Linked DNA regions of Mus musculus: regions 1, 2, 3, 5 and 6 are each linked to region 4. Evidence: chromatin loops called from intact Hi-C (ENCODE). Cell type or tissue: heart. All regions are shown on one strand. Region 1 has its middle 34 kb from the start of Gm32457. Region 2 has its middle 51 kb from the start of Slc38a2. Region 3 has its middle 5.9 kb from the start of Gm22045. Region 4 has its middle 99 kb from the start of Gm32677. Region 5 has its middle 13 kb from the start of Gm22045. Region 6 holds the start of Slc38a2 (solute carrier family 38, member 2).

What was found. Hi-C counts contacts between places; a loop is a spot of excess contacts. Peaks named below come from ENCODE experiments on the same cell type or tissue, not always from the same donor. Only the 100,000 strongest peaks of a DNase experiment are listed, where the experiment ranks them.
Region 1: it touches region 4 in a loop (2.8-fold over the local background); 21 of 42 quality-filtered maps call a loop at or near these places.
Region 2: a loop joins it to region 4, with 3.0 times the contacts of the local background. A loop is called at or near these places in 2 of 42 quality-filtered maps.
Region 3: a loop joins it to region 4, with 6 times the contacts of the local background. A loop is called at or near these places in 4 of 42 quality-filtered maps.
Region 5: a loop joins it to region 4, with 4 times the contacts of the local background. A loop is called at or near these places in 12 of 42 quality-filtered maps.
Region 6: it touches region 4 in a loop (3-fold over the local background); 20 of 42 quality-filtered maps call a loop at or near these places.

The regions. Positions count from the first base shown.
Region 1 is chr15:96,545,512-96,549,511 of GRCm38, forward strand. No RefSeq gene overlaps it. Among named protein-coding and RNA genes, the nearest start is that of Gm32457, 34 kb to the right of the region's middle. In heart, no CTCF peak of the experiment used is centred here; no DNase peak of the experiment used is centred here; H3K27me3 peaks cover 383 bases.
Region 2 is chr15:96,749,204-96,753,203 of GRCm38, forward strand. No RefSeq gene overlaps it. Among named protein-coding and RNA genes, the nearest start is that of Slc38a2, 51 kb to the left of the region's middle. In heart, no CTCF peak of the experiment used is centred here; DNase peaks (open chromatin) are centred at 68, 2,228 and 2,588; H3K27ac peaks cover 2,836 bases.
Region 3 is chr15:96,663,917-96,667,916 of GRCm38, forward strand. No RefSeq gene overlaps it. Among named protein-coding and RNA genes, the nearest start is that of Gm22045, 5.9 kb to the right of the region's middle. In heart, CTCF peaks have their summits at 2,182 (motif pointing left) and 2,993 (motif pointing left); no DNase peak of the experiment used is centred here; H3K4me3 peaks cover 358 bases.
Region 4 is chr15:96,935,368-96,939,367 of GRCm38, forward strand. No RefSeq gene overlaps it. Among named protein-coding and RNA genes, the nearest start is that of Gm32677, 99 kb to the left of the region's middle. In heart, no CTCF peak of the experiment used is centred here; a DNase peak (open chromatin) is centred at 1,524; H3K4me3 peaks cover 482 bases; H3K27ac peaks cover 941 bases.
Region 5 is chr15:96,682,881-96,686,880 of GRCm38, forward strand. No RefSeq gene overlaps it. Among named protein-coding and RNA genes, the nearest start is that of Gm22045, 13 kb to the left of the region's middle. In heart, a CTCF peak has its summit at 1,747; a DNase peak (open chromatin) is centred at 1,781; H3K4me3 peaks cover 448 bases.
Region 6 is chr15:96,698,312-96,702,311 of GRCm38, forward strand. Slc38a2 (solute carrier family 38, member 2) reads right to left here and starts at 1,417. Exons shown (of 16, transcript NM_175121.4): 1 at 1,097-1,417; 2 at 304-506. The coding sequence starts at 419. In heart, a CTCF peak has its summit at 2,037; DNase peaks (open chromatin) are centred at 600, 710, 1,440 and 1,980; H3K4me3 peaks cover 2,896 bases; H3K27ac peaks cover 2,876 bases.

The sequences.
Region 1 (4,000 bases), 390 kb before region 4:
TAGTAGAAGCACGTACCACATTGTGTGAATTTTCCTGGGAAGATGTGATCAAATATCTATCCATCCTTATAGGGCACCAACTTCAGGCCAAAGTAGCAAATCCCTCCAAATCTAGCTCGGGCTACCACAATGAGTTTGCTTGGCTTGCATGCAGGAGCACGGGTGAGGGAATTCTCACAGGACATGTGATCCGTCCCAACAGAGCTGATTGTCATAACCCCCCTGCTCCCACCCCCGCTTGGGTGATTCCCTCCGCACAGCTGCAGAGGTGGGCTTCCCCTCCACATCCAAGCTGTGCAGATTCTAGCACCTAATAGGATCGTGCCTGAACTGCGAAAGTGGACGGAAGTAAGTATGCACATGTCTCTAACAAACGCCGAACACTCACATAAGAAATCCAGGTGTACTGTTTTGATTCAGTCAGAAGGTGTCGTACTAGTGAGGAAAAGCTTTTGACGGAGAACTGTTGTATGTAACCAGGTAGGAAAATGCCTGATCAGAGAGAGTCCTGATCATAGCTAGCACCACTTGCTCCACCCTAAAGGAATACATTGGATGGTTGGAAGAGCCCCTGGTTTACTCTGCCTTTACGTATTAGCATTGGCCTGAATCGTTTCGTTTGGTTTTGCTTTGTTTACCGAGACAGGGTTTCTCTGTGTAGCCCTGCCTGTCCTGGACTCGATTTGTAGACCAGGCTGGCCTCGAACTCAGAGATCCTCCAGCCTTGCCTTCCGGGTGGAAGGTTTAAAGACCGGTGCCACCACCTAAGTTCCCGACTGACAGCTGTAAGTCTTTGCCTGAGCACCTAGCTGTAAATCGCTGGCGTTGAAAAGCTTGGAACAGGAAGGGCAAAACTCCTCCATTGCGCTCTCAGCTGAGCGTAGCCATCTTTAAACCCTTTCATCACCCCAGAAGGAAGCTTCGACCCAGAAAGCAGTCAATACCACTCACCTTCTCAGATTTTAGCAGCCATCAGCCTAGCCTGCCGTCTCTGCAAGCTGGCCAGTTCTAGACATGCTGTGTAAATGGTTCCGTATTGTCTGTGGCCTTTTGACTGTCTTTTTCCACTTGGCATGAGTGAAGGCTGTGGTGATTTCAGGGTTCATCCACTCTAGAGAGTCAACACTTCCTTTCTATTATGGCCATGTAGCAACCCATTGGATGGGCATTGGGAGTGTGTCCACTCGGGTGTGAATAGCATTGCTGGAGACATTCGTGCACGTGTTTTTGTTTCTCTGACATACAGAGATGGGGCACTGCTGGGTCTCGTAGGGAGCCCATGCTCAGTCATTTGAGATGTGTTCTAAACTTGCTATACATTTTGTGCTCCTACCAGCAACGTTGGAGGCATCCATTCCCCCTTATCGGGGCCTGCTATTTTTTTTTTTAATTTTAGACCTATTTATAGATTTGAAATGGCACCTCTCTTAAGTTTGAGAAGGGCTTTTTTGTTGGTGGGATTTTTTTTTTTTTTTTTGGTTTTTCAAGACAGGGTTTCTCTTTATAGCCCTGGCTGTCCTGGAACTCACTTTGTAGACCAGGCTGGCCTCAAACTCAGAAATCCGCCTGCCTCTGCCTCCCGAGTGCTGGGATTAAAGGCATGCGCCACCACGCCCGGCTTGGTGGGATTTTTTTTAATGTACATGGGTGGTTTTTAGATGATGTTTTTACACTTTTACTTACTCAAGAATCAAGAAAAGTAAGGCCTGAGGAAGGATGTGAGGATTTGTGTGTGTGTGTGTGTGTGTGTGTGTGTGTGTGTGTGTGTAAGAAAGCTGCCAGAACCCAGATAAATGAACTGCTATCTTAATCCCATGCTCCTGGAAAGCCAAGAGCGTGTACCTCTCTTGTCGGGACTGGAAGGACACAAATTGATTGCCCAATTAGGGAAAGGTTTCAGGAAGGTGAGTAAGGTTTCTATGTTCCTGCCCTGATTACTCAACAGGCTTGGTTAACAGGCTAAATGGGTTCAGGGCCTGCGAGCTGGGGGCAGGAGACTGTGGCTAAGTACTGCTGGACAGATGCCAAAAACAATTTTAAAAAAAATAAAATAAAATAAAATAAGGCAACAAGGCAAAACTGCTCAAGCATCCAACGCCATCCAGAACAAGGCTGACACGCTGGGGCTTGCCGTTTACATCATAGTGAAGCAATTACAATATACATAGTTTCTTGTTATGGGTGAGGGGCCGTTTGTGAGCCAAGTAGTACCTCTCAAATTACACCCCCCCCCCAGAATCTGCAAATTCATACAGGCAATGGATTAATATGGAAAGAAGGTTAGATCTGGTCCTCGTGCTGGGTGCTAAGGAAACCAGCTGTCCTCGGCATAGGGGATTTTTTCCCCACACTTGTTCAGGCCTGGAAAACTTCAAATAGCCCTCGTTTTCACTGGATCTTTTGCTCTCTGGCATTGCTCACACAGCCCAACAGCTTCTGATGTCATGGCGCAACACTGCCGGTCCTCTGCCAAGAGCCCTTGCTGAGGGCACGCTTCACCCGTCAGAACCCAGCTTTTACTGTTCTTGGCATCCGTCGAAAGCAGTTGCCTGTGTGAAAGTAACTCTTCTTTAAAACACGCAGCGTGCCTGCCTTTCATACAATGGCGTTGTCACGGATTCTCTGGGGCAGCTGAGCCTTGGCCTCCTGGGACAGAACGCACAAGAGCTTGGGCTGCCTTTGAACTCTAAGGACAATGGGATTTGAGCTTTTACCCAGCCTTTAAAAAAAAAAAACAAAACAAAACAGCAATCTGTTCTAAACAGTGGCTTAGTATTTGCTGGGTAGCGTTCTCTCGTTACCTTTTCCCGTTAGCTCAGAAGAAACAAGGGCTCTGGGCCCACACTTGAAGTCATTGTGGTAGTAACAGGGTGACCTTCACTGTGGACCTACTGTGTGACACACGCACTGGACTAGGCAATTCACAACAGACAATCCAGCCCCCTTTATTCCCTTCAACTGCTCCATGGGGAGACCAGCTGCTTCATTCCTTATCCATAGATGAGGACGCTGAGTCAGAAAACGCAGGAAGCCCAAGCTCACTTTGCTTTTAAAATGATAAAGGCCTCCTACTCAGTGTGAGTCAAATCTGAACCACAATCCCTGCCACATACACTGTCCCCAAGACAAGGTCTTGTGGGGACTCCTACACACACGTGCCTGCAGACACACACTCGCATACCGCTCTGCTCTCCACCGCCCAGGACACCGGAGCACTGAGCTCACTGAGAGACGTCCACTGAGTCTCTCCAAAAGAAGAGATTCTGAAGATGGCTCCAGACGCCCTGTGCGATGCTGGTGGTCCAGACGCACTGCTGTGTCCTATTGCTCTCTTAACCTAAGAACAAAGCTCTACTTCTGTCCCCTTTACCTGGGGACTGTGCTCCAAAAGGGAGGCCCGGGGCAGGCCGGGGTCGGATCGGTACGCTCTGTGTCTCTTTGGTGGGGAAGCAAGCTCTGTCTCTCTCTCTCTCCATTCTCATTTCCTGTAGTGGTTTAAGGACAGGCTGTTTGGAGGAAACTGCAGCAAGGGCTTGTGGCAAAGTGTCTTCTGTAGACATTTGGTCATCTCTTCATGCACCAAGCAAGATGGCCCTCTCTTCCTAAACTCTCTAGTAAATAGTTAATGAGAACTAGCTTAGATTAATGTGAAAACTATCACCCCAACAGAGAAAATCAGTTCCACAGAACACTTCAAGAACATACACTAAACACTAATAAAGGTAAGTAGCAGCCGGGCGTGGTGGCGTTCGCCTTTAATCCCAGCAGAGGCAGAGGCAGGAGGATTTCTGAGTTCGAGGCCAGCCTGGTCTACAAAGTGAGTTCCAGGACAGTCAGGACTATACAGAGAAACCCTATCTCGAAAAAAGAAAAAAAAAAAAAAAAAAAAGATAAGTAGCAAGTCTCAAGGGACAGCATCCCAGCATGCCCTTCGAAAAGGATGGCAGAACCCTTCTATCCTCAAAGCTGAGATCTGTGTTTAAAGTTTCCTGCTCTCCTA
Region 2 (4,000 bases), 190 kb before region 4:
CATCTGAGCAGTGCTGACACTGTAGTAATTCCTCCCCGTTTGTTTCTGGTTAGCTGCCCGGCATTCTTCTCAGAGCATGTGCCACAAACTCCTGGTTTATTTTCATTCAGAGATAAGAGCACACGGAGCTGCAGGTCCTTTTATGGCGTGTTGGAATTTATTCTGTATTTACTACTCGCTGTGCATCAGAACGACGTGATTAGTTGAAAATAGAGGCATTAATGCCCGTGTGGGATCTGAATAATGCATGATGTGTAAATTTCTGGTTTCTCTTTTGGAACACGCTAATTTGTGTTTGTCTCTCCTGTGCTTCTGGCAGAGCATGGAACCTTCAAGTATTAAAATCAAGGAACGGCTAGGGTACGGTTTTCTATACTCCATGAGAGGAGAGCTGTGAGCCTGGGGACAGATCCAGTGACCTGAGATTGCAGCTCCTACCCGTGCCCCTCTGGGGACAGCCACAGTGGTCTGAAGGTGTGTGAAGAGGACTTTGCTCCACCAGTCACCACCCAGTCTGTTTACTGGGTAACATCTGCCACAGGGCTCTGGGAAGAACACTTTAGTGTAGTTGAGCTTTGGCTGGTATTCTCTGTCTCTATCAGTCAGTCAGTCTGTCTTTCTATTTGTCTCTGTCTCTCTCTCAACAGGTTCCCATAAGCTCAGGACTGACTGTGAACTCTTGATCCTCCTGCCTCCCCCTCCAAACTCTGGGATTATAGGCGCTTGTACTACGCCTGGTTTAGCAGTTTGTCTTCTGCAACGTTAAAAAACAATGTTACAGGTCTGGAAACTTTATGAAGGTCCTGCCCAGCACTAGATAATCATTTACTGATCTGCTACAGGAAATACAGCGATAACCTACTCTTTTCTTCTGCTTTCAAGGAACCTATGAACTAGAGGAAGAGAGTATAGAGATAAATTCCAGCCTGGAGGTGTCCATGGTCAGAGTCACGAGGTCAAATGAGGGCACAACAGAGAGGTGCCCGGCATCACTAGAGGTGTCAGGGGAAGTGTTCCAGAGAGGAATAATCTATTCCTAGTTAGGCTGGCCATGTAGTTTGTGGGGCCCAGTAACTGAAGATGTTCATTCACTCAAAGATTATGAAGACTTTTAAAATATCACAGCTAATATGGGCACTTCAAACCGAAGATCCTTCTACTTAAAAGTGCAGTCCCCCAGGGTGGGGTGTGGGGAATGGAATATGGAGTGTAAAAAATAAATTAATTTTAAAAATCTTTTTTTTTTTTTTTAAAAGAGGTTTTGGATGCTAGCAAGATGGCCCAGTGGGTAAGAGCACTGACTGCTCTTCTGAAGGTCCTGAGTTCAAATTCTAGCAATCACGTGGTGGCTTACAACCATCTGTAATGAGATCTGACGCCATCTTCTGGTGTGTCTGAAGCCAGCTACAGTGTACTTATATACACTTATAAAACTTGAGGTTAAATAAATAAATCTTGCGATAAATAAATCTTTGGACCAGAGCAAGCAGGGACTGAGAGAGCAGAGTTGACCAGAGCGAGCAGAGGTCCTAAAAATTCAATTCCCAACAACCACATGAAGACTTACAGCCATCTGTACAGCTACAGTGTACTCATATACATTAAATAAATAAATAAATAAATAAATAAATAAATAAATAAATAAATCTTTTTTGTTGTTGTTTTTTGAGACAGGGTTTCTCTGTGTAGCCCTGGCTGTCCTGGAACTCACTCTGTAGAACAGACTGGCCTCGAACTCAGAAATCCACCTGCCTCTGCCTCCCAAGTGCTGGGATTAAAGGTGTGCGCCACCACTGCCCAGGTATAAATAAATCATTTTTTTTAAAGTGTAGCTACCACAGTGGGAAGCCAGCCTGGGCACCAATGCTATTTGTTTCTTTTGAAACATTGTTATAACCTAATTACAGTCCAAGAGAATGTATTTAAATCGTCTTGGTGTGGTCCTGGTAGTCTTTGGGGGGACCAAGGACATCAGAAAGGGTCATGGGGATGGTTGTTTATTTTTTGCTTTTCCCACACAGATGGGCAGTTTCTGGGAAGTTTTGGGGGGTGATAAATACAACCTCCTTCTGCAGCCTGCGCCCCTAAAAGGAATAGTACATCAGTGGCAAAAGGCAAGTTATTATTAGTATGTTTGCTGGCAACGGGAGAGAAACCCCACCTGCCAATGAGAAAAAGCAGAGCGTGTGTCACCTGTGGCATACCGTTTTCATGCCATCATCCCTGTAGCACGGCCTGTCGCTGTGCTATCTATAGATAGTGCCCTGTGTGGAGGGACACTGCTAATGACAGGCTTGGTCACACATTGGTCACGTAACTCACTTTGGCTATCGGAGCAAGAGGAAGCCATTTGAGCTGGGTCTGAGGAGAAGTTCTGGGCCAGTTCTTCAAAGGCCGTGCAAAGGTTGTACCTTTCTTATCCCCCACCACAAGACCCACGTGTCCCCTGTCCTTCATCTTGAATGCTGAGTGAAGAAGACACAGGGAGCAGAAGCCAACACACAAAGGAGAAACCACTGAGGTCAAGAGCTTATTTATAACCCCAGGGAAAGGGGACTGGTGTGCTCTTATCATGAAATAATTCTCACAAGTGCAGCACTAATGGACAGGGCGGTGGCCCAGTCCTCTGGGGAGCAGCGTTGTTCTAAGGACAATGGCAGCTTCTTCAGCAGAGGAGACTGAATTCTGCTGATGGTGACAGGATCTGCTGGTTAATCAAGCTGGGCTCTGGATGCAGGAAAGGGCTTGATATCTGAATGTCCTTGCCCCGGCTTCCCCATCTGGCTCAGCAGTCTTAGTCCTGCCTGACCTTGGACAGATTTCTTAGCATCTATTTCCCCATCTGTAAACCTGGGAGGCTGTTCACCTCCTAAGGCTGTGAGAGCAGAGACACCGAGTGCTATTCCCTTAATATCAAAGTCCCCTTCTGTTCAATCCAGGTCACCTCTCTGCGGATGCAATTGGCTTTTGTGGTTTTTGCATTATCTACCCTTCATATAGAAAACAACGAAGGGGGCAGGGAGGAGCAAGAGGGGATGGCTGGGAGAATACCTAATGGGTAGAATAAGTCTCTAGGGCTTCCAGGGCTCAGGATTTATTCTCAGGAGACAAAAAACCCAAAATGCCTCCAAAACAATAACTGAAAACCAAAACAAAATGAAGAGAGAGAGAGAGAAAGGGAGAGAGATGGGAGAGACAGAGAGAGAAGGAGAAGGAGGGGGAGGAGAAGAAGGAGAGGGAGGAGGAGGAGGAGGAGGAAGAGGAGAAGAAGAAGAAGAAGAAGAAGAAGAAGAAGAAGAAGAAGAAGAAGAAGAAGAAGAAGAAGAAGAGGAAGAAGAAGAGGAAGAAGAAGAAGAGGAAGAAGAAGAAGAAGAAGAAGAAGAAGAAGAAGAAGAAGAAGAAGAAGAAGAAGAAGAAGAAGAAGAAGAGGAAGAGGAAGAAGAGGAAGAGGAAGAAGAAGAGGAGGAAGAAAAGAAAAGAAAAGAAGAAAAGGAAAGAAAAGAAAAGAAAAGAACAGAAGAGAAAAGAAAAGAAAAGAAAAGAAAAGAAAAGAAAAGAAAAGAAAAGAAAAGGCCCCCTCAAACAAATCAACTAGAATGAGACGGGATGTCTGCAGGTTCCCGCCTGGTGATCCTCTCTCTACAAGAGCCTGTTCTGTTACCTTTCTCTAGAGACAACTGTGATCTCATATATGGTGTCTTCATTTTGATATCTTACACACGTTACTAAGTGCGTCACTTATTATCACAGTGTATGCTGGCTGTTCCAGGTAGATATGGACGCACAGTTAAATTTTAGAAACGCAACCATGTTCTTTGCAAAGTACGGATGCGGAATGAAAAATTTAAGTCTGGGAGTGCTGGTGCAGGCCTGCCATCCCAGCAGTTAGAGAGCTGAGGCTAGGCCATGGTGGGTTTGGGGCTAACCTGGGCTACATCGTGAGACACCCACTCAAACCACTCCGTCTCACAAAACAAAAAGGGGAAAAAATTTAACAAGA
Region 3 (4,000 bases), 270 kb before region 4:
GGAAAGTCAGCCTGGAGAAGCGGGAGACATCATGGCCTCATTGCCGTCTGAAGCTTCGATATGCTCCAAAGTCATATGCCGAAGGCTGGTTGGCCAGCCTGTGGCCTGATGTGATATGGTGGAACCTTAAGAAAATGGCATCCATAGGAAGGAGGTCAGCTCACTGGAGGAGTGTCCTGGAAGGAGACTTCAGACACTTTCCATCCCTTTTCTTCCTTTTCCCTCATTCCTCCCCTTTCTCTCATTCCTGGCTGTCACAGATACTTGACCCATGGTGTACTTCCTATAATGACATTGTGACTTGGTCCAAAGCAACAGAGCCAAGCAACCATGGACTGCGTGAACCCCAAATCACGAGCCGCCAAGACAAACCTTTCTTCCTTATAAGTAAGTTGTCCATATCAGGTATTTTGTCACAGTGACAAAAGTTTGGATAATATAAGCATAAAGGGAGAGTGCTTTAAGAGAGATAGGGGTGGTCTCTCCTTCATGGGGATATTGTGAGAGACAGCCTATAGAATGGAGAAAAAAATTGTGAACTCTATGTCAGATAGGAGATTAGTATTTAGATAGATAAAGAACTTAAAACACACACATACACAAACATCTAATGAACAAATGGGCTATGCATTGAATGTGAAGTTAGCAAAAGACCTATGAATGGGCCAGAATTTATTGAAAAAAGTGTTGAACACTGGCCATTAAGAAAATTAGTATTGGACTGGAGAGATGGATCAGCGGTTAAGAGCACTGACTGCTCTTCCAGAGGTCCTGAGTTCAATTCCCAGCAACCACATGGTGGCTCACAACACTGTAAAGGGATTTGATGGCTTCTTCTGGTGTGTCTGAGGACAGCTATACTGCACTCATATAACTAAAATAAATAAATAAATCTTTTTTTTAAAAGGAAAAAATCTTTTAAAAAAATTTAAGGGAAAAAAATCTAAAGCTACAACTACCATATGATGTATCTAGACCACTCCAGAGCGTCTACCTCAGGAACTCTAAATTAAGATACTGCAGAGATACTTGTGCATTCATATTTACTAGAGCACCGTTCATAACAGCCAGGAAATAGAGCCATCAGTAGATGGATAAAGAAGATGTGACTCAAACAGTGGGTAGAGCTTGGGGACTCTTATGGAAAAACAGGCAAGAGGATTGCAGTCCTTAAGGGGTCATGAGTTTCACAGGGTCAAGAACTCCACAGGTAGATAAGGTGGTAGACTGAACCACCAACCAAAGAACATACACAGGCTGGTCCTAGGCCTCCCTGCTCATATGTAGCTTGGCCTTCATGCTGGTTCTGAAAAACTGGAGTGAGGGCTATCCCAAAAGCTGTTGCCTGTACGTGGGATATGTTCTACTAGCTGGGCTGCCTTGTCTGGCCTCAGCAGGAGAAGATGCGCCTATTCTCATAAGAGACTTGTTGTGCCAGGGTGAGAGATACCCAGGGGGGCCTCCATCTGCTCAGAGGAGAAGGCAGGAGGGAGGAAGGATTGTGGGAGGAGGTGACCAGGAGGGGGCAGGGAGTGGGATGTAAAGTGAATAAACAACAACAACAACAATAATTCAAATATATATGTATATCTAATAATAATTTAAATAATTAAAATATATGTAAATATATATGTAAATGTATATATATGTATTTCATATATATATGAAAATGGACACAGTTTCTTTTTCATCTATACAAAGGAATGTTATACAACTGTGAAGAAAACTAAAGTCATGAAATTTGCAAGACATCAGATGCAACTGTAAAACATTACATTCCAGGAAACAAGCAGACTCAGACAAATACAACATAATGTCTCTTGTATGTAGGACCTGAATTTTTTATAATATATATGCACATGTATGTATATAAGTGAGTGTATTCATTTATGTGTGTGCATTATTAAACTAAATGGGATCATGGGAAGAAAGGAAGGAGAAACATGACAGTAATAAAATACAAATGATAGGAAAGAATAGGAAAGTATTGGGGGGGGAGGAAGGGAACTAAGGACACAATGGATAATGTGTTACAAAGTCACTATGAAGCTCGTTACTTTGTATGTTAACTTAAAACAGTAACTCTACACACCATTTAGGGGAAGCCTGTCTTTGCTACTTACAGAGCAAAGCCCCAAGGGTTGTTACGTGGGGTTAGGAAGCACTGCCCCCTAGAGGTCATCTACATGATCTAAGCAGACTGGTTTCTTATACAATAGAAAGTGGAGAGTTCTTGGAAGATGCCGAATGTATTTTCTGACTTGTGGAGATCCAAGAATTCAGTTGGAATGCACTCAATAATTAGTCATGTAAAAGGGTCTTACATTTGAGATGAATCCAACCTGAAAACTTCCTTCCTGAGTTCTAGTTTTCCTTGGTACCAGAAAACACTGTGCAAATTGCTAAGGGTGGAAAGAAATGAATAGTCCTACCAGCTGCAACCTCTATGAACCACACAATGAACGGCAGAATGAGACACCTGTAAAGGCACCATCGTGGCGCTTAAATGTCGGTGGTAACCAAGAGCTGTCTAACTGAACTTAATGCCTTCTTAACGGGAAGCAAATCATGTGATACTGAAAACCTAGCCAGTTTCCCAGAGCTAGTAAGGTCATGGACATTAGGGGAAAAAACCCCTACTATTGCCATTTTGCTAGACAGAGGTACATAATTCCTTAAAACATCGTAAATCCTATCATTATACCACAGATACAATGTAACCATCAGCCCTCATCAGTAAAGCCTCTCCTCACAGCAAATGGAGAGTATCCCAGAAAACTGCAACTGGATACAAAGTAGCCCCAACAGAAAATCTACATTGCAGCTCCTGCATCTATGGCAAAGGAAACATCGAAGAAGAATGTATGAGCCAGAACTCCATAGTCGGCTGTGAAACAGTCTCACCTAGAAGGATTGTACAAACAAAACCAGAACAGCGGCATTATCGATGGACCTGGACAGGGACGTTTCACAGGGTGCCCCCTAGCGGAGAATTACAGGAACAAGAAAGGCTGAGAAAGACAGAATTAGCCTCTCAGGGAAGAGTGCCCTAATTGGTTGTCTAGTACAGAGTGAACATCACTGGCAAACAACATAAACGGACACAACAGGTTATTTCTATATATTTATGTATACATATACACATATGTGCATGTGTGTAACAATAATAAAGAGAAAGAGAAAAGAAGCTAGCGATTTGAGAGTGGGAGGGACATAGGAGGGGGTTAGAGGAAGGCAAAGGAAGGGGAGAAAGTGATGTAATGTTATTTTAATCGAAAAAAATATATAAAGAAGTAGAAAAACCAGATTCTCCAATCTGCAAAAAGGTTTAACGGTAAAAGAGAGAGTCTCTCATAAAAAGAAAAAGAAAGGAAGTTTGAAGAAAATTTCTCTTTGATTAGAGATGTAATCTAGTGAGAGGTTCAAGAGTGGAAGAAGCCAGCATTTTCCTGGATTATTAAGATGCCGCTAGTGGAGTAGAAGCCCTTGATGGTGTGGGGCAGGACTCATCTGTGGCAGCCTTTTCCTACAAGAGCTCCTTGGAAGAGCAGGTGTGCCCAGCCTACTGAGAGTGAGGAGATGACCTAGAGCAGGGGGTGCTCAGTGGGCAGCAGAGTGATGGCTTTGGTGGACCAGGAATGGCTGAGGTGATAGCCAGGGAGGTGAGGAAGCTCTTCTGGGGCACCACTTACAACATGGGGGCCAGCGGGTTAGCCTCTTCCACCCCCTCCCTAACCCCTCCCAACCGTCTTCCTTTGGATTGCTCCTCCCAGATGATCTGTGGTCATGGGAACCAGAATTCTCTGTAACACAGCACCACCAGCCTTTAGGAAGAAGGTTCTGGAGAGGAGAGATGAGACTAGGAAGCACCAGGAAGCTGTCTCCTGGTTCAGACAGCCGGCCTCATGGAAGAATCATTTGAAGCCAGGCTTGGGCAGAAATTTGCAGGTAGCTTTGCTGACTCTGAGCTCTAACGTGAGCCATCATGTGGTTGCTGGGA
Region 4 (4,000 bases):
TGCCTCTGTGGCTTCCTGCACACCTGTGCCTGTGTGGCTTCCTGCACACCTGTGCCTCTGTGGCTTCCTGCACACCTGTGCCTCTGTGGCTTCCTGCACACCTGTGCCTCTGTGGCTTCCTGCACACCTGTGTCTGTGTGGCTTCCTGCACACCTGTACCTGTGTGGCTTCTTGCACACCTGTACCTGTGTGGCTTCCTGCACACCTGTGCCTGTGTGGCTTCCTGCACACCTGACACAGGGCACTGTTTCTCCACTGCTGAGTTGTACTCTCTATGCTTGCCTCAGACATGCAGAGGGAAAGTTTCATTTTCATGAGGGTATGTTGACTGAATAATCACATGACAATTTTCAGTGTACTGAAACAGATCATAGCCATTGCTTAGAAAAGGACATTGTGTGTATATGTGTGGTATATGTGTATCTGTGTGTATATATGCGCATGTGGTGTGGGAATTGGCATGTATGTGTGCAGATCTTCCTGGGACTGGATTTATAAGTAGCTGTAAGCTGGAAACTAGACCCAGGTCAGTCCTGAAAGCAGTACCCATTACCAACCACAAAACCCTCTCTCCAGCCTGGGAAAGCCCTTTGAAATATAACTTCCAGAGATGTCACTTCTCATAGAAAAGAGCTTAGAGATAGGTGTGTGTGAGAGAGAGAGAGAGAGATGGGGGGTGAGAAGGAGGGAGGGATGGAGAGAGACAGAAAGAGGACGAACTGAACTATCTGATCAGAGGCAGATAAACTAGCTCTGGGAACCAGGACACTTCTGCTTGTGTACACAAGGTTGTACAGTAAGGTTGAACAGGTTCATGATAAAGAAGCCCCCCCCCCACCCCCAAGCAAAATGTTAAGACAGTAGACGTCTCGGCAGTTTCTAAACACAGGGTCGGACAAGTGATCCCGAACTTGGTTGATGTTGGTGTCTGTCTTAAATATTATTAGTGAACCAATTTTGTGTTCAGAATGCCTTGGTTTGCATAATAAGTGACGAAGACCCACTAATCAAGACCAGCCTCTGGGGATGCAACCTTTATTGACTTAAATGTTTTGTAACAGGCTCTTAGATTTGCTGTGCAAGACTTTTGTAATCTGAAACAGAGGGCTGCTTCTGTGTTGTGTTAAGGAAAAATACAGGAGTGACCTCACTAGGGCCCCTGAGAGAGCTCATCTTTCTACCAGCAGGGTCAGGAAAGGGAGAGGTGAAAAGCCTTCACCTGGCAGACAACACCCAGAAACAGCTTACAGCTTTCTATAGAGGAACGCAGCTTACGTTTCCGTGTCAGGAAAGTGGACACACGGAGTATCTCGTATCCGACCAAGCCCAGAATGTGACATCACTTGGAGATGCAGAGGAAGACCGTTACCTTCCTGTGGCTGCTCAGACGATGCCGAGACGCCCGCCCCACCCGTATTGTGAGAGCCGGTCTCCTCCCCAGGCCTGTACTGCTTGGTGACCCTTTGAGGGTGCGCTTCCCACAGCCGCTCCCGCAGAGCAGAGAAAGCAGCTGGACAGCAAAGGCAGTGCCACTCTTCGTCCAGCAGGGGGAAGCCTCCAGCTCCCTTGCTGCTGTATTCCTCTCCGGTCTGTGCTAGTTCAGTGCCCCCTAGTGGCAACTCATCTTATTAAACATCGAGTTGGTTACAGGAAATAGATTAAGCTGTTTTGTAAGTATTTTATAACATAGACAAATTCTGACATGACAGGCATTAGGTTCTCTGAACATCCTTCCGTGTCAGCGAGCAATCACACGATCGTGTAGGCCAGAAAGCTGAAGTTCCTGGAGCCTTGCTGTAGCCAAAGTGTGGGCTGGAGAGATGGCTCAGTGGTTAAGAACATTGACTGCTCTTCAGAGGTCCTGAGTTCAATTCCCAGCAACCACGTGGTGGCTCACAACCATCTGTAATAGAATCTGATGCCCTCTTCTGGTGTGTCTGAAGAAAGCAATGGTGTACTCATATACATAAAGTAAATCTCACAAATTTGAGAGAGAGAGAGAGAGAGAGAGAGAGAGAGAGAGATGATAGGCATTTTCCTATCCCTTAACATGGTTGCCTCTGGCTTTCTGAATCTGGGTGCTGAGAAGCCACAGGGTAGAGTGAAGAGAATACTGGATGGGTCTGCCCTCAGATTCTAATGCCACCATCCCGCTATCCTCTCTGAGGCTGTTTGAACTGCAGCTATGCTCTTGGCCCTAGAAATACAGTGATGGTATAGAGACAGAAGATTGCCTTGGTCAAGTTTCTAATTCTGGCTAATCCCTAGTCTTTTTCCATGTTTAAAATAGGTTTGCAGATACAATTGAATACTCCTGCGAGGTAAATACTTAGGAATATCCAGTGTGCTATAAGAAGAACAGGCAGTGGGACCAAATGGAGGAGATGTTGACTCAGTGCACCAACGGCTGGGTCAGCTGAGCAGTCTGTGGGTCCAGCATCCTTGGAGCCTTCTTTGGGCCAGTTATCTGCAGATGAAAGGAAACACATGCATCGTCACGTCTTTCAGTTAGCCGAGCTGTGAATGATGTAACATCAAAGGAATGAGCTGGTCTTCACGTGCTTCAAGCTCTGGAGACTTGCTGGAGTCTCTGGCAGCAGTCATGGTTCATAGCTGTAGAACTGGGGGTGCAGTGGGGGACCCCATGTAGGCAATGAGAACATTTGGTCTCTTTCCCAACAGGAGACTGGTGTTTAGATATTTGCGGTGACATCACTGAAGGAATGCAGTCAGAATGGGTGATAATGGGGTTTTGTCTGTTAGCACGTTTGCTATACAAGTGATAATATACATATATACATACACTAGTATATAATCATATAAATATAATATATTAACTTATAATATGCAGTTTCTTCCTTGACAAACTTTTTATCTATCATCTATCATCTCTCTATGTATCATCTAACATCTATCTATCTATTTATCTATTCATCTATCTATCACCTATCTATCATCATCATCTATAGAGAGATCAGAAATAGTGTCTTAGAGAACATACACATTACTGAACATTAGGGCACTAGAAGAGAGTGAAGATTTTTCTGGCATTTGACAGATTTTTTTTTTTAAAGTAAATGTATGTCTTGTCCAAGGTTATTCTCGGATCTATTCATCAAATATTTGCTGTGTTCTTTTTAGGGGGTGCTCACTGCCCATGTCGGGGTTACAGTAAAAAGGACACAGCCACTGTTTTCCCAGACTCTGGAGGAAAGAGGATTAGTGCGAGTCAGTGCGAGTCAGATGAGCTCATGTCATGTTAGGAAAACATGAGGCAGCAAAGACTGAGGGCTGGAGACTGGAGCACCCTCTGGACAGGATGCTAAGCAAAGGTAATATTTGGGTGAGAGAAGGAGGAGGCAGAACTGGTTATCTGGGGAGAGAGCAGATAAGGTCCTGGGGTTGACTGAGGCCTAAAGGTGAGGGAGGTCAGAAGCTGTAGCTGCAGAGCAAGCAGCAGGGACAGATCTGAGAGCAGCGTGGGGTGGGGGAAGGGGCAGGGGCAGATGGGCACGGTCAGTTTTGAGGAACCTGAACAGAGAGGGGATGGATAGCATCTGGTTTATGGGTTAAAAGATGGCAAATGAGTCAAGTTTGGCCCAGAAACTGGATCTCTTTAAGGTAGAGCCCATCAGTCCCTCACCCCCAAAGGGCAGCCCAAGATCAAAAACAAGTCTTGGGGAGCTTGGTAAAGCTATGGCTTTTTTCTTTCTTTTTTTTTTTATTGGATATTTCTTTATTTACATTTCAAATATTTTGCCCTTTCCAGGTCTCCCCTTTGGGAACCCCTTATTCCATCCCTGCTCCCCCTGCCTCTATGAGGGTGCTCCCCCACCCACCTGCCCACCTACTCCAGTCTTCCTGCCCTGGCATTCACCTACATTGGGACATAAAACACCCTCAGGTCCAAGGGCCTCTCCTCTCACTGATGTTCATCAAGGCCATCCTGTGCCACATATGCGGCCATGGGTACTCCTTGGCTGGTGGTCCAGTCCCTGGG
Region 5 (4,000 bases), 250 kb before region 4:
TGCAGACACTCACACTCAGGCACACACACACATATATATTTAAAATAAATAGGTGAGTACTTAAAATCTGTTGGTTAAGGACAACTAATGGCTACTTAGAGAGGGAGAACTGGCCTTCTCCAAGGACGAGCCTCCAAATTAGCTCTCCAACTCCATGTAGACATTCCCGACATCATTATATACAAAAACCACTAAGGGAACTAAGCAGGATGCCTTTACATATTTATCCATATATATAACAATATCAACTAAAGAGGGCATCGGTTAGAGGGGATCAAGGGGACCGTTGAAGGAGTTGGTTGGAGGGATAAAAGGTAAGGGGAAACTGATGTATTATAGTTTAATTAATTAAAAATATATATTGGTGTGAGATTTTGCTAAAGATTCAGTAATGTCAAAATATAGTCTTGAAAGTATATGTGTGTGTGTGTGTGTGTGTGTGTGTATACTATACACACACACACACACACATATATACCTGTTCTGCCATAGAGACACCAGGAAGAAATTTTATATCTACTGAACAGCCAGCTTGCCCAAAGGGAGACCCAATTTCCCAGGGAGCTTTGGGGTAATCTGAAAGCTATTGGGTGGTGCTGAGTTACAGATAGGAGCTAAGGATACATCTTGCAATAAGGGGACCCAGTAGATCCACACTTAGGATTCTAACCATCTTGAGGGCTTGCTCTAAAGGAATTTGGAGCTGGGAATGTACTATGCTTCTGTAGGGTTGCTGGTGAAGGCAGCCCTTTATACTCACTATGGAAGGATGTTGTGTGTGTGGTGTGGGGGATGGGGGGGCCTGAGGTCAGACATTAGACTTCAGCATATCACGTCTCCTTTAACCTCTATAAAAGATTGGGCTTGGGGGTTGAAGAGATGGCTCAGTGGTTAAGAGCACTTAAGAGATTCCCGAATTCAATTCCCAGCAACCACATGGCGGCTCACAACCATCTGTAATGGGATCCGATGATGCCTTCTTCTTGTGGGTCTGAGGAGAGCCACAGTGTACTCATATAAATTAAATAAATAAATCTTAAAATTAAAAAAAAAAAGATTTGGGCTCTACTTCAGACATGTTCAAATGACTCAGCTAGAAAAATTGAACTTACCAGAACTCCTTTCATGATAAGGAAGCACTCTATGGCGTTAGAAAAAACAGCCAGAGAAAGAACTTTGGAAGAATGAGTGTGAGAGACACCACACACACACACACACACACACACACACACACACACACGAGCAAAATTCGGAAGGAAGCACTTTGGCCAGTGCTCTGTCCTCTCTTAGAAGGTAAGTTCTGGGGACCAAGTCAAAGTTTTTATTTCCTGAGCTTAGGCAGCTCTGAAGGCAGTGTGGAAGCCTCCTGGGTGTGGAGAGGCAACAGTCTGTTTATGGTATGGAAGGACAGACAGACTCCCCCAGTTCACAGCCCAGCTTGAGGACCATGGGAGGAAATGATGTCAGACGGGACTCGTTGAAGCCCCAGTTAACAGAGAGAGGTTCTGGTTCTCCAAAATTGCTTCTTCCTAGAGATGGCAAGAGCCAATGTTGGGGCGGTGGGGGGGGGCGGGGGAACAAGCAGAAAGTATTTGTGGCATTTGCTGAAGTTGAATCCCAAGAAGTGAAAGCAGGTAACCGACTGCCAAGACTTACTACAACAAAGTGCAGAGTAGAACCAACAGGAAAAGACACATAACAGAGGATTCTGGGAGCCCCGCACAGACATTTCTTGTAGGAGACCACACAGGGGAGCTCTTTTCCGGTTTCACTTGACTACGTGGGATCCAAGTGGGAAGCCTCTCGAAGGAGTCACAAGGCTCAGTGGGGGAGGGGCTGCTGACAGAGCAACTCGCTACTATGTAACAGCAAAACCAAGACCCCACCCCCCCACCCCCCCAACAATGAAGCCAGGTGCACATCATTAAACCTGCTGTTCATGAAAAGCCGCCTGATAGAGCAGCATGGCAGATATCTGTTACTGCAGGGTGACTATAACAACATCCTCAAGGTTGACATAAAAACCTTCCAGTGGCAACAGTCCTAGGAATCGCCAGGGCTCTTAGCAGCCTCCCTGGGTTAACTCGTTCTTCCCAGTTATTGAGGGACAAGGTTGACGAAGATTTGAACAAAGTGCTTAAGTGGTAGAGGTCAAAGATAGCCTCCACCACCCTGAAGCTGATCACGAGTTAGACAAGAAAGCCTCCAGCTGTAATTACATTTTTAAAAAATTGCTCTCTAATTTTACGGCATGTGCTGTATTTATCTTGCAAGGGTTTAGTAAATTCTTTTTTTTTTTTTTCTTTTTCTGGTTTAGGAAATTCTTGCTAAAAAAAATTGAGGCTCATTTCAACTGTAAGACTGAATAAGGGGGTTCCGATTCGTTTAACCATTCCGGGGAGTTCGAGGTTGAAATGTGGATAAAATCATGAAATGGGAAGTGTAGGGTTTATGGGAAAATGGAGGTGGCTGCAGGTGGTGCAGTGGTGATGATAGGTCAGTCACAAAAGCCAGCAGGTGTCCTGTGCGACTGTCTGCAGAAAAGGGAAATACAAAGGACAGCTTGCTGCTGTCAAGGGACTGTTTCATCAAGACATTTACCGGGTGATGTTCTTCTTGCTAGGGGCCACCCACACAGCTGGGGACTGAAAGGGCTTCCACAGACCCTCAGTAAAGTTTAAAAAAAAAGAGGAACACAGGTTGTTAGTTTCTCGCCCATCATCATAATCCCAGCTGTGTTAGTCAGGGTTCTCTAGAGTCGCAGAATGTCTCTCTGTATTAAGATGACTTACAGTCTCTAGTCCCAGTAACTCAACAGTGGATGGACCGTTGTGAATGGGAAGTCCAAGAATCTAGCAGGGGCTCAGTCCCACAAGCATAAGTGTTTCGGCTGGTCTTCTGTGGAAGCTGGAGTCCTGAAGATGTCAATTCCAACAGAAGTGCTGGCAGATGAAGGCAGACTGTCCCTCCCCCACTGTCCTTATGAAGGCCTCCAGAAGAAGATGCAGCCCAGTTCTCAATGTGTGCATCACCATGCCTGGACCTTTAAAGTTTTAAGTAAAGCTGTCCTTTACTTAGAACTTTCTTTGTAATGGCACCACCAGGCTGGTTTTGAACTCAGAGATCTGCCTGCCTCTGTCTCCAGAGATGGAACATGCATACCACCTTGCTTAGGGCCTAAGCTTTTCATGGCCACTAAGCTTCAAGATCTGAATCAAAAGCCTGAATTCCGGCCTCAAGGTCTGATCACAGGTGTACTGTCTGCTTCCGGATTGTAGTTAATTTTGGATACAGTCAAATTGACAACTGGGAATAGCCATCACAACACCCTTTCTCTGAAAAGTATTCACACCACAGGGCCTGCTCCTGGCAGTTGTGCTTTTGGTCTCCGTGCCCTGCCACCTCTATTTGAAGAGGTGATGATGGACCCTGACCCTGTACTGGCCAACTTGTTCATCTGGAGAAACTCAAGTTGAGGGCCAAGAATCTGACTGCTTGGCTCTATAGTCAACATCTCATGCTTGTCATTGGACTCGAGAACAGGTTAGTTTGGATATTGGCAAGGCCACTGACGTACACATCTGCATAACCCTCCCAGGGACCCAATGTTCTACCTACCACATCTTGCTTATGCCAACTTGCAGGTTATCATCGCTTTTCTTCCAAGTCATCTCTCCAGGTATGAGGATGTCTGATTCAATGTCTCAAAGGGCTTTGAGGAATCACTTAGAAATGGCTGGCTCACTGGTTAGTGCCACTGGACACTCTGTGGACTTCCCCCCCCCCCCCATGCATTACCAATCCTAAATGCTTAAACTGTAGCCTAACAAAGCACTAGATCAAAACCAACATCAGAACCAACATGACAGAACCCCACCACTACTTCGACGTCAACTGCACACAGTAGATGTCCAGTGGATGCCTATTAAAACCTTAGCTCTGCATAAGCCCTTAGCCATTTTGTAATGGCACTGCAAATTTGGGACATCTCTCAGACCTG
Region 6 (4,000 bases), 240 kb before region 4:
ACTGAAAGATACGAAAACTATAGTTTACATCATGTAAAGCCCTTCAGTTCTGCTTAAGTTAATGCATGAACTAGGTGTTCTCGAAGGTAATACCATCTGTCATGCAGTAACAACCGGGTAATTTAGCAGGCTACTCTCTCCGGGGCTGTGAGCCAGGGGAGACCGAGGCTTCGGGTGAGCCTTCTGGTTCCTGGGTGTGCGCGTTAGCCTGTAACCGATGAGCAATCCCTCCAGCCCCGAGGCACCCGTGTGTGCAAGCTGGCTTTTTTTTTTTAATTTGCAAAGCACATTTCTTTTTCCCACCTTTTCAGAGCAGCCTGCTTGGTGGGGTATGAGTAGTTGAAGTCACTGTTGGAGCTGTAACTGCTGCTGTCCTCATCCGGGGAGATGTTGAACCTTCCCATTTCGGTCTTCTTCATGCTGCTCGGGAGGGACGGACGGTGTGCGGCTCGCTCGCGGCGCGGGCTTCCTTTTGTCCTTGGCGGCGCACTGGCCCTCGAGGCTGCCTGCGAAGGTAGAAGGCGGCGCGTCAGGACTGCGGCGCGCGCCCGCCCGCCCCCCCCCCGTACCACGTGACGCCGCCGAGCGGCGCAGCGCGGCTGATTCATCCCCCGCCAGGCGAGTGGAAAAGTACCAGGCGAGCGAGGGGCGGGGGCGCGGCGAGGGGCGGAAAAGTACCGACGGCGGGGCCGCGAGAACAAAGATGCGCCCGCCGAGGCGCCCCTCCAGCCGCCCCGGCGCTGAGCCCGGTCCCCCTGCCCCAGCCGGGGCTTGTTTACAGGGCGCACGCCGAGCCTAGCCTCCGGCAAGCCGGGGACTGCCCCGGGTACCCGGTCACCCGCCCCTCCTCTACCCCGGGAGGAACTGATGCAATACCGAGGGGCGATTGATTGTCAAGCCCTCGCGCGGTTCGCCTTGCCCCACGCCCGGACCGGACGATTATTTTCGAGGCACAAGACCCGATTGCAAGCAGCCGAGCGGCCCGTGCGCGATTCCCCCTTCCCCCTAACGGGAGGCTGTGGCCGGGTGGCCGCAAGCCCCCGCTCCCGCCGCCGGCGCCGCCCGCGTCCCCGCCGCCGCCCCTCCCCCGCCTCACCTCGGTGCTCTCCCTGCGAGCTGGCCCACCTCACGGCAGCGTCTCCCGTGGGCTGTCTCGGTCACACACCAGAATTGTAAAACGAGGGAAAAAATGTAACAGTGACGGAGTCCTTTTCTTTTATTTTTTTTAATAAAAAATTTTTAAAATTTCCCCGTAATCCAACAACAGGCAGAAGAGGTGGATTTTTTTTTCCTCTTTAATTATTAAAGAAAAATGAAAAAAAAGAGCGGGGAATGGCGATCACGATCCTCCGGCGGAGATTGAGGGGTAGCGGCGCGGGCGACGGCGTGGCGCGGTGTGGAGCAGCTTCCCGAGCGCGAGTTATAGCGGCGGGGCGCCGCGTCAGTGGGCGGGGCGCGGGCGTTCGCCTTTGTGTATCAACAGCACCTGGGCTCCGCCTCCCTCCCGGTTGCCCCGCACCCCGAATCGGGGGGCCAGCCGCACCCCGCTTCCCCGCGGCTCGGGGCACTGCAGCCCCGTGGGTGGCCGCCACCCGCGGCTGCTGTAATTACGGAGCCGGATCCCTTAGATTCCCTCCCAGCCCGGTCTCCAACGCTGCGTTTCGGGGACGCAGCCGGCGAGTGTGCAGTACCCTACCCTCCCAGCCCCCCCCCCCATAACCATTCCCAGCCCGTGACTTAAGATTTGATTTACGTGAAGGGTTTTTTTTTTTTTTTTTCTCCCGCAGAACTTGGGCGGGCGCTGCCACGCTGCCCAGAGGGCCGGTTTGTGTTCTCGATCTTTCCACCTAGATGTGCTTTCACTCTCCAGTGCTAGCCTGGTGGTGAATGAGAGGCGGCTCGCAGTTGCGTGTCGGCATAGACTTTTGGGTTGCACGTGCCACAGCGTACTAGGGAGGGTTTGCGTTTGACCAGCAAGCCAGACACACCTTTAATAAAAGAACCTCGGGCTGGGTTCTTCCGAGGCCGCCCAGGGGCGCCCTGTTCCCTCTTGGTGGACACTTTCCCTCCTGCTACCACCCCACCCCTGGTGCTAGCGTCTCCCCGGGCTTCCAGCGAGAGCGCCCTCGTTGGAATGTAGGCCTGGAGCTTTCTCTACAGCCCAGATCCCTCGGTGGTGCTTTTGGTCTTGCAGAGCCGGGCGGCTCAGGGGGACCCCTAGACGAGAATATTCGGTGCTGCCGGAATGGCGAGGGCCCTTCCCTTTCGGTTGAACAAAGACCCCCGAGGAGAGCGAAATGCTGGTTGAATGAAAGAATAAACAAACGAGTTTGACCTGGTGCTCTCTTCCTTTGGGGGACGTGGGAGAGATTGGGCTGGGCATAGAGGAAAGGGTTGGGTGTGATCACACTTTTTTGCCTTCAATGTTTTCCTGAGGAAATCTGCAACACTGCCTATTTCCGTGGCACGAAAGTCTTGGGGTACCTTCAGCCCGTGTCAGTGTTCATGATTGACAGGGCAGGACCCTATTTCCCCTTTACACACTGTGTTCTTCATCCTAAACCTCTGGTCCGGTCAGCCATACTTAAACAATAGCCTTAGAATGAATGCTGCACGTCCCCTCGCCCCTCTCAAGGGCGGTGGTCACTCTAGACCTAAGGAGCCAGGAACGCCTTTTTTCGGCTTGCCTATAATTAATGCTCCCCTCCTCAGTCCTACTTTTGCAGTTCTGTTTTCTAAACCATGTGGTGTCCGGACTTCATAAACCTGTGCTGTCTTGCACAGTCCTCAGATTGTTCGAATTTGTTTGTAGTCTTGTATCGACAGTCTCCCCATGGAGACCGAACTCTCCTCAGAGGGGAGGTTAGGAATCTGACATATAATCGTAGCTAAAAAAGTCTTGATTACCTTACCCCGCCCCCCTCCCAACTGCACACCCTAGTAACATCGGATAAACTCCTGTCAGGAAACGCTTGGTGGTGGACTCAGGAATCCTGGGAAATTCCTTTCTATCAGGTTTCAACTGATAAAACTCAAAAGATCTTAAACCACTTTTTCATTCTAGGTAAATCTCTTGCCCTGTTAGAGGTATTCAGGAAGTTCTGTAGGTTATTGGTTATGGCTGCAATTTGGAATACAATTAGACCTATTGTCCTTTGGACTTTTTCCATGGTTCATACTGCAGGATAGTTAAGGAGAGAGGTGGGGAGGGAGAGAAGGACTGAGGGGAAGGGAGAGGAGAGGAGAGGAGGGAGAGGGAGAGGGAGAGGGAGAGGGAGAGGGAGAGGGAGAGGGAGAGGGAGAGGGAGAGGGAGAGGGAGAGGGAGAGGGAGAGGGAGAGGGAGAGGGAGAGGGGAGAGGGAGGGAGAGGGGAGGGAGAGGGAGAGGAGAGGGAGAGGGGAGAGGGGAGGGAAAGGGAGAGGGGAGGGGAGAGGAATAGATTTGGAGGCTTGTAATCTTTATCTGAATTTCCGGATGGTCAGAAACTGAATAGTACGTGACAATAACAATGCAAAGCAAAAAGGTGATTTTTCTATCACCACTTTGATTCTTCCCAGTAGTGAATCGAAAATGCGCGTTACTAGGCCTGGAGAGATGACTCAGTGGGTAAGAGCGCTGGCTGCTCTTCCAGAGGCCTCAGGTTCAGTTCTCAGCAGCAACATGGCAGCTCACTACTGTGCCCTAACCTGGTGAACAGGGAGACACAACTCTATCCCAGACACACTTACTCTATTAATGGCACGTCCTTCTAAAGCGGCCTGGTTTGTGTAGCGATTTATACACTGGAACTCTAACACTGCCATATTTAACTCCATCTGGGGGGTGGGGGGTGAATCGAAAGCCGTCTTCTGTCTTCTGTGGCCGTGGCCACAGCACACACCCGGTGCACAGACGTACACACAGGCAAAACTCCAATACACCTAAAAATAAATCTTTTTAAAAAAATTCTAACACAAGAGTTTTCCCACTGAGACCTCCACTGGGTTATTGCTGTTGTCCT